2 separate regions of the Homo sapiens genome follow, and region 2 is linked to region 1. A link is a contact called in ENCODE Hi-C or POLR2A ChIA-PET data. All regions are on one chromosome and are shown on one strand. The core of a region is the stretch at or near the end of the contact, and the rest is flanking DNA. Distances in the headings are between cores, read along the strand shown. Region 1 has its middle 160 kb from the start of MYRFL. Region 2 has its middle 130 kb from the start of LINC02821.

Evidence for each region. A loop is a pair of places that touch in the nucleus more often than their neighbours do. ChIA-PET counts read pairs that join two places held with the same protein, here RNA polymerase II (POLR2A). Pooled maps may share reads with other maps.
Region 2: a loop to region 1 is called in a map of PC-9, with 11 times the contacts of the local background. The contact joins two enhancer-like sites. A Hi-C loop is called at or near these places in 8 of 168 maps with a recorded cell type or tissue (Calu3, MCF 10A, PC-9 and 4 more) and 7 of 50 pooled maps. POLR2A ChIA-PET finds 5 or more read pairs at or near these places in 2 of 52 experiments (AG04450 and WTC11).

Annotation. Positions count from the first base shown.
Region 1 is chr12:69,985,157-69,990,099 of GRCh38, reverse strand. No RefSeq gene overlaps it. Among named protein-coding and RNA genes, the nearest start is that of MYRFL, 160 kb to the right of the region's middle. Within about 2 kb of position 2,164, at least 12 of the 41 ENCODE cell types and tissues checked have a DNase peak (open chromatin) inside an H3K27ac peak, as active enhancers do; they include PC-9, where a contact is called at or near this core.
Region 2 is chr12:70,046,617-70,051,324 of GRCh38, reverse strand. No RefSeq gene overlaps it. Among named protein-coding and RNA genes, the nearest start is that of LINC02821, 130 kb to the left of the region's middle. Within about 2 kb of position 1,549, at least 5 of the 41 ENCODE cell types and tissues checked have a DNase peak (open chromatin) inside an H3K27ac peak, as active enhancers do; they include PC-9, where a contact is called at or near this core.

The DNA.
Region 1 (4,943 bases), core at 915-3,414:
AGACAAGAAACTCTGCAGCCGCAGTGCAGAAGACAATGTTTCTATATAATCAATGGGCAATTTTTTTTCAAAACTGGGGAAAAAAGAACAAGTTTGAATTTACGAGGACCTGAATTTGAGTCCTCCTATTTTATCTCTTAGCCGCTAAGCAAATCTGTGTAAGTTATTTAACTTCCTTTAGTTTCCTCATAGTAAAAAAAAAAAAAAAAAAAAAAAAAGGGATGATAATACCAACTGTATAGGGGTTTTGAGAAAATTAAATAAGATAGATTATATTATAGATAAGGTATATTACACAATAATATAAAATATATTCTAATGATAATTGCTAACTATTACTGAACATTTATTTGCTAAGCACTTTCCTTGAATTCTCTATTTTATCTCTAATACCTCATAGGGTTGCTGTGGGCACATGAGCACTTAGAACAGTGCCTAGCACAAAAAGTGCTCAAAAAGTGTTAGATATGATCCCACAAGTGTCTGCATTTTACAGATGAGGAAACTGGGGCTTAGAGAAGTTAGCTAACTTGCCCAAATTCACATGCCTAATAAGTGGCAGAAACAGGAGCAAACACAAACTCAGCCTCCACCTTCTATGGCCAGAGTAGTGCAGGCACACAGCAGCCCTCAAAGTATGTCAGCCTCTCCTCCCATACATGACTCTTCCCACCAACATCCCATCCCTTCCACCTTCCTCCCTTGAGGAGTAGTCAGCAATGAGAAACTCCATAAAGGCCTTCAAGTGTGGATAGAATTGTTAGTGAGAGAAGAAGTCATCTAAGTGTTCCTCTGTACACACACATACACACACACACACACGAGGAGACAGCGAGAAGGAGAAAGAGCCCATAGACTTTTCTGTCAGATATGGAGGGCGGGTCGTAATTATTGTAACTGATCCTAAACAGACACAACAGAATACATCCAGGTTACTACTGAGCACTCTGAACCTTGTGACAAATAGAGGATTTCATAAGCTTTGTCCAAGTTTGAGGTAATTTAAATGAAAAGATACTTGAGTCACTCCTCACTTTCCCTTGAAGAAACAGGAAAACTCCACTATGGTGTCTGACAGTTGCTACCTATTTAATCTGAAATTGGACAGAATCTAGGTTGCTGAATTATGGGTAGTCACTGGAATGTTATTTTAAACAAAATAAACCCCGGGAATAAAGAAGCTCAAGAATTCTGGGGAGAGGATAAATCACTTGAAATATACATACGGGAGCTTGAAACATTTTTTTTTTCTTCTTCTCTCTTTGTGCAATTTATTTCCCACGGAAGATTTCATTCAGATAGAGTAATCTGCTTCCTGAGAGAGTCCAGGAAGTTTCTTGAGGATCTGGTCGAAGGTAGAGTGATTAAGTAACTCAGCCCAGATGAAGAGCCAAAAGTTTTCTATCTGCTTTTCCCAGGCTTCCCTCCCTGTCTCTCCCCTCCCCGCAGCTCTCTGAATTTTTAACCCTAGGATTCTCTTGTAGCACATGGATTTTCAGGGAGTATACTAACCAGAAATGGAAAGGATTTATTTTACCAGAGAGTCTAAATATCTTGGGCTTTCAGCCAGGCACAGAAAGTCTGACTGTGGAAACATGCAGACCCAGGGACAAAAAAGAAATCCTCAGACACAATATGGAGTGATTCCTGACCAGATTTACGGAGATGTCATCCGTGCTATCAGAAAAGGACTATAGGTTTGAATCTCTAAAGAAGACTCATGCTAAAGAGAAGTTGCCAAGGACATACACACGGAATGAAAGAAAAGAAAATGGAGGAAAATAATGGAGATGATTTAGATTGAGCATAGTTTATATTAATGAGACACTAGAAAGCGCTGAGAGAATTGCATGGGGAGTTATGAAAATAAATCTAAAATAAGATAAAATAAATATGAAAGACAGTACAGAATCTAAGGAATTTGCATTTTATTATGAATAAAGGTATATTTCCAGCTAGCGACCATTTTATAGAACAACTTATAAAATGAATCATTTCCATCTCTGCTTGGGACACTCCCTTTTCTCCTGAATTGCAGCTCCACCAACAATGAAAGGTGTGTGTGAATGTGTGTGTGTGTGTGTGTGTGCTGACTTACTATCTAGATAAGTGTGTGCTACGTGTCATACTGATTTTCTGGTAATTCAACACTAATTCCTGGCAAAGCATCCTGGGAAATTCCAGACCTATGAATGCCTCTCTGGAAGGTCACAATCAAGATCTGTTGAAATCCAACTGTATTTCAAACACTTCCTGGATTCTTTATAAAATCAAGAAACAGCTTCTCCATTGCTTTTCCTAATCTTTGAGCAAGTACGTTTCATTAAAGTGCTAGTACTTTAAGAATTTGACCTAATCTGCAAAATACTTCAGTAGGAAATGTGGCAAGTGCCACTGCTACAATTCTCCAGAGGTTAAAAAGAATGCACTCAATCAATTAGTGGTGAAAGTGAACATAAATCCTGAATTTCATGACCCATAGTTTAGTGAGGAGTCCATCACATGTCATCATTTACTTGCCTCTGGAAATCAGAAATAAACTGATTTTGCTTCAGTTAACTTTGCAAAATGTTTACTTTGCTTAACTTTCAAAACTGTTTTCTTTAACAAAAATGACAGGGCACTATACTTGCATTTTTTTTTTCACACAGCACCAAATTATTCCGGCAATTCAGCAAAGGAAAAAGAGATAATCTAATTCAGCTGGCATTACATAAGTAAAAACAAGCTAAATTTCAGTTAGCTTCAATAAGTGCTTCTTTCACCTGAGTACTCTCCTTTGCCCCATGCCTCCAACTGTGTGTGTTTTCTTTTTGTTCATTTAGGCTACAGTTAATGAATATTAATAATAGTACTAATACTATTGCTAAAGGGTAATAATAGTATGAGCATGCACCCATTCAGACTCTTTGCTTATAGAAATTGGTGTTATTCATGAACACAGGGAGGGGAACATCGCACACCGGGGCCTGTCGGGGTTGGGGGCTTAGGGAGGGATAGCATTAGGAGAAATACCTAATGTAGATGACAGGTTGACGGGTGCAGCAAACTACCATGGTACCTGTATACCTATGTAACAAACCTGCACATTCTGCACGTGTATCCCAGAACATAAAGTATAATTTAAAATTTTTTTTTCTCATTTCCATGCCAATAACTTTATTTATTTATTTATTTTTTATACTTTAAGTTTTAGGGTACATGTGCACATTGTGCAGGTTAGTTACATATGTATACATGTGCCATGCTGGTGCGCTGCACCCACTAACTCGTCATCTAGCCTTAGGTATATCTCCCAATGCTATCCCTCCCCACTCCCCCCACCCCACCACAGTCCCCAGAGTGTGATATTCCCCTCCACGTGTCCATGTGATCTCATTGTTCAATTCCCACCCATGAGTGAGAATATGCGGTGTTTGGTTTTTTGTTCTTGCGATAGTTTACTGAGAATGATGATTTCCAATTTCATCCATGTCCCTACAAAGGACATGAACTCATCATTTTTTATGGCTGCATAGTATTCCATGGTGTATATGTGCCACATTTTCTTAATCCAGTCTATCATTTTTAGATAATCCAGTCTATCTAAAAAAAGAAATTGGTGTTATTATCATTCCCACTTTACAGATGAAGAAATAGGCTTAGGGTATGTTAAGTAAATTGTGCAATGTCACAACACTGCTAATAAAAGTGGAAGAGCAGAGTCCACATTTCAAATCTTTGTGGTAAGCTCAAAAGCTGACCATCTGCAAACTCTTCCCTCTAATTAAATTGTTCATTGAACTATGACCCCTCTCAGGCTTATCTACATTTCAGTAAGGACTTTGTAAGGGTATAAACTCCATGAGGGTAGAGACTTGGTCTATGTTGTTCAGAATGGCATCCCCGTGCCTAGCAGGTAGTAGGTGTCCCATAATCAGGGCCGAATTCGTGGGTCTGTGAGCAGCACAGTGACACAGGGCCACCAGTCAGAAGGGCTCCCCACTTGGATTCAATGCTTCGCATTGCTGTCTTCAGATTCTTAAAATTTTATCTTTGAATTGTGTGTAGATGAAGTCTGATGGGACAATGGAGCACAGGTGGGCACCTGGAGCCTCTGCTTATGTGGGGCCCCACCTCCCGCCGCTTCAGTGCCCATCACCACCTGGGTTATTGGCTGCTTACCCTCCACCCGTGGTGCCCTGGATGGCAACCAGGTCTTGTGGGGAGGGGGCAGGACTCTGACTCTGGCCAGAGTCTGGGCAAGGGAGAGGGAAGGGCTGAGGTTGGGTGTGTGTTCCCTGTGGCATCTTAGGGAGTGGTGGCCACAGTCCCACCCTGGATTGACAGCTCCACAGTGCACCCAGTGGGCTGTTCAGGAAGTGCGAGCCTGTCACCCATGCTTGAGCCAGGTGCTAAGTGCATTCTGGTTTGGAAGGTGCATGCCTTGGAGGACTTACTTGTCCCCAGCCAGGGCAGGACATATCAGGCATGGTAAAATTTTAATATGTTGTAGTTAGAAAGAATAAGACCTAATATTTGATAACGCAACAGAGTGATTACAGTTAATAATAATTTAATTGTACATTTAAAAATAACTAAAAGAGTATATAATTGGATTGTTTCTAACACAAAGGATAAATGCTTGAGGAGATGGAGACCCCATTTTCCATGATTTGACTATTACACATTACATGCCTGTAGCAAATTATCTCATGTACCCCATAAAAATATACATCTACTATGTACCTACAATTTTTATTATTTTTAAAAGTTTAACATTTTGGTACCAAAACAGCATTTTTTCATGCTTTTTGGATGGGGGGGCACGTATTTTCATTTTGCAAAGGACTCCACAAATTATGTAGCTGATCTTGTCACTAATTATGTATTAGATTAATAATTTGGACTCTTAGAGATCAAAACTTGTAGGTCTCAAAGGAACAAGGCACTAAGATCCAAGG
Region 2 (4,708 bases), core at 300-2,799, 62 kb before region 1:
ATAGTGAGATGTGAGAGGCAGGCCATCTACTGTCAGCAGCCCCAGACTCCCCTCAGAATCGACGGACAGAACTTCAGATGAGAGAATCCTGAACTGCCCTGGGCTTTGCCAGCCCTTTGAGAGGGAAGTGACAGATGACAAAGTCAAAGCCTGGGAGAACTGAGAACCTAATTCAGTTTAAACTTACCCAGGCCCTTCTCTCTATTTAAAAGGATCGTGTTCACCATGGCCACAAAAGTCTAACTCTGGAATAAGTTGTAGCTCCATTTCTGAAACAAATTTTTTTGACAATAGAATGGAACTTAGAGGATTCATTATGCAATATTATCATATGTGCTCACAGGTATGCCAACATACGTTTCCAAGCTGCTTAAATTGTCTGCCAATGAGCCCCCCTTTTTCATCCCCCAGGGCTTCATCAAGTTGCACATATGATTGATTTTATAATAATAATAATAACATTTAATGAGCATTTGTTACATGTCAGGCACTGTACTAAGTGATCTTCAGTCTTCTTTTAATCCCTTCTTTCATGAAACAAGCATCATTATTATGTTATCTTGAAGAATGTGAGGGTCAGAGAGCTTAAGCAAATTTCCCAAAGTCACACATTTAGGATATAACTGAGTGAAAACTCAGAAAGGATTCCCAAGTGAGGAAAAACTCCCAAAGATGGCAAAACTGGCCTAATTTTGTTTATAGAATTATGTGGTATTGCCTTAGCTTGGGTTACCCAGAAAACAGAGCCTGAGACAATGAGCTTATGGTATAATACTTCTACTCTATTAGGAGATGCATTTCCAGGTATGAGAAAACAACGGGAGAGAAGGAGGAAAGGGGAAGCCAATATGAGACCACATGATCAAGTGTGAAGCTACTGAGACTTACTGAAAAAAATCACAGGATCGTCCAGCAAGAAGTCACATAAACTGCATCTCAAAAAAGTCCATCTAGAGGGAGAAAAGGGGAAGAACTTATGTACCAGCTGACTTTTTAAAATCAAAAGTTTACCTCATGGGATACTAACTCCCTGCCCTTCAGGGTTTCACATGTGTAGGCCATAAGCAGCATCTGTGGCTTCCATATCTTAGCACTAACACCTCCCTAGGGTGGGAGGTGAGAGGCGTATGGTGCAGCTTGGGGTGAGATATACGTATGTAAAGCCACTGGGAGCCAATATAGAACTGATGGTGTTAGTGGTATCGAAACAGGAAATGGGTGAGGCTGAGGCCTCAGAGGTGTCAGACATGAGTCCTTCTTTTCTGCAGGACAGAAAGGAGCCACACAGTTCTAGCATGTTACAAGTAGTTGGGATGCCTATTAAAGGCTAAGATGCAGCAGCTTAGCTTGCAGTCCTACATAGGCACTGAAGTAAGTTCTCATGCCCTAGTCCAGAAAGCAGAGTCTTCAGGCACTTTGGACAAGCAGCAATTACAAAGCACAAAAAGGGGAGAAATATGAAAATGTTCACTTAGTCATTCATTCTTCCAAGAAAGTCAACCAGCAGGTTCAACCAGTTCTTAGAGGTTCCCAGGAAATACACCTTCTTTCCTGGAGCAGGAGTTGTAACCTCCTCCGGTGTGGTTTCATCTGGGTAAAGATCATTGAACTGCATACAATGGCACAGAGTGCCATTGCATAGAGTCTGATAGAGCATCTTGCTCCTATGCAATGGCATCAGAAAGCAAAATCCCCTTTGTTTTGCATTCACGAAATAGTTTAGAATTAAAATACAGTTAAAATTAAAATTCAGGGCTTCAGTTAAAATTAGTAATAAAAGCCCTTGGTGGGTACTCACCATAGGCCTGCAAATAATCCCTGTCATTCTAAAGAAAGTGGACTCTGATAAGGAAGGTACTTCTGATTGCTAGAGCCTAGGCCATCTGACTATATCCTAGCTGCAAAGGCAGCTGGAAAATTAGCTGTCATTTTCAACTAATATAGTGGGTGTCAATCTCTGCCTCATAAAGTCGAAAAATTACCCAAACATAGGAAGAGGGTTCAGATTCTAGGTGGTCAAAAAGAATGTCAGATGTCCATTTTTGACCCCACATCCTTTCGTGCTAACTAGTTTATTGCCTGATACCAATGTTTTTCTTGTAGTGAGGCCCCTGATATCTACTGCTAGATTTCCTTGACAGCAAGGTCAAAAGAACAGTCATGCCAGATATAACCTCGGAGGTCTACCCAACACACCTTGCCTGGCCTTTCTTGGTTTGTTTTGTTCAACAGTTGCCCAAGCCCAGAATCTGGTACTCTGCATGACAAATCAGCAAATAAACCTGCCACCTGGAATCTGAGCTTTGGAACTACTACTATAAACAGCCATATACACATCATAACCCAAAGCCCCATAGAGTGTAATGCTGACTTTATTATAATGTGGGACACATGGATTATACCCCTTGCTCTCACATTAAACTGCTGTATGGCTTTGTGGAAGTGACTTAGCCACTTTGTATTTGGTTTCCTATTTTGTAAAAAAAAAAAAATTTTTTTTAAAGAAAGAAGAAAAAAGCCATTGCATTCAGCACAGGGGAAAGAAACCACTAATGCACAGAATGCTAATAATGTACAAGGAGGTTTACTTTCAGTTGTTGCAGCAAACCTGCAAGACAGGTGCTCTATCCTCATCTTGCTGATGAAGGAACTGAGACAGAGGGGTCATGTTTTCCCAAAAGTCATAGAGTTAACAAGCTGCTGAGGCCAGGGTTTGAGCCAGTTTCAGCCAGCCTCAAAGCCCTTGCTCTTTCCATGTTTCTTTTTTGAAAACAAATGTTGAATTACACAAACAGCAAGAGTATATTATCTGTAAAAAATTTAAATGTTTCTGAAAGGCTAATGTCTCCTTGGAATACTACCCCCTTGCCCCAACAAACTTTCTCAAGTGACAATAAATAGCCACTTATAATTTTAGTGTATATACTTCAAGTTTTTCTATGTGTTTATATACATGTAACCTAGAAAGCATATATAAGCACATATAGAAGTAATATAATGTTACTTATACAAGTGTGTATATTTTTGTATGAAAATAATGTCATTTTGAAGATATCTTTATGCAGCCTGCTTTTCATTTGACAATAGGTTTTGGAGCTCTAGCTATGTCAGTACACAGCGAGCAATCTCATTCCTTTTAGCTGGTGCATAGTATTTCGTAGCATAGAAATATAAGTTTATTTAACTATTTCCCTCCTGATGGATACTCAATTTGTTTGCTCTTAGCACATATTTCTATTCCAACATTGTGCTTTTTCTCCAGCTTCCAGAGATTAGTTCTGTAACCTCTTTTAGCTCAAAAATTCTATGGCATGAAGGAAATGAAGCATGATTAAGTCTGAAGACATAATAATTCACTCTAGATAACTCATTTATTAAGCAGTGATATAGCACCAAATTGTGAAATATACACCACCATTAAAAACACAGTGCCAAATAAACAAAACAAAAAGATCCAAACAGGTTCAGGCAGACAAATGTCTCTCTGGTAACAAGATTCTAGTTTGTGTTCACTTAAGTATGTGACTCAAAGCTCTGTGTGGATATTCTTGATTACAGCAATTTGTTTTATAATAGTTGAGATTTAACATGGCATCATGCAATGTGCTGATGCTACATGTATTATTTAACCCTAATGATAATCCTTTAGAGCACATTATTACCTTTTGTATTGCTAAAGCAACTAGGGCTTAGAGAGGCCAAGAAATTTTGACCGAGATTACAAACTAGTGGCAAGACCAAGTTTCAAACTCAAGTTGTCTGACTCCAAAAGTCCCTCTTCTTTCCACTGTCTGTCATCAATCCTTTTAACCTGGGTTAGTGCAGAAGGACCTGATGATAAAGAACAAATTCTCACCTGATGCAAAACCTCTCAACATCTGCTCATTTTTTCAGTTCATTTTTCACTTCCTTCCCTGTCCTGAACCTGGCCCTAAATTACTTATAATTCACCAATAACACATTGCTGTGAACTTTTGCAAGCACTGTTTGCCTTTTCTGGAACATTATTCTATTGTCTGTCTGGGCAATCCAGACTTATCTTTCAGCGCAAGCATCATTTTCTCCAGAAAGCCTTTGCTGTACCATCCCCACCCTCACACCTGCCCAAAATTGGGTTAGGGATCCTCCATATTTTCCCATAGTGCTTTGTGTTACTTTCCCTAAAGCATTAAACATCACAAATTGTAAATATTTGTTACTTTCTTGTTTCCCTATACTACACAATGAGCTCCCTGAGAACAGGAGCCACAGCTTATCCGTAATGCATCTCTAGCCCTAGCATAGCGTCTAACACACAGTAGCCACTTGATAAATGTTTCATGAATAAATGAATCTTAGACTAATGGCAGAAATGAACCTGGAAGTAGACTCTTTAGCTCCATACGTGGTGATTGCTCAAGACAGTCACCTCAGTCGCCCCATTGCCAACCTGTTGCCCTCCAAACTCCTCACTTCCCACGATTGCAGGAGTTGTTCTCTGTATGATAACTTAAGAAGATTGTGGCACATGTGGGAAATTTTGGAGACAAAGTCTCTAAAGACAAAACAGTCACCGTTTATGTGGAGATTTATTTTATCTGTGAAAGATGGGGCATTTCTTTATCCCACATGAAGCAGGTAGGTTAAAATGCTAAGAAAGAAAAGGGAGCTGAATTTTACTGAGAAAAAAATAAACTGATGGTAGGAGAAAAATAATGAAGGTCTCCTA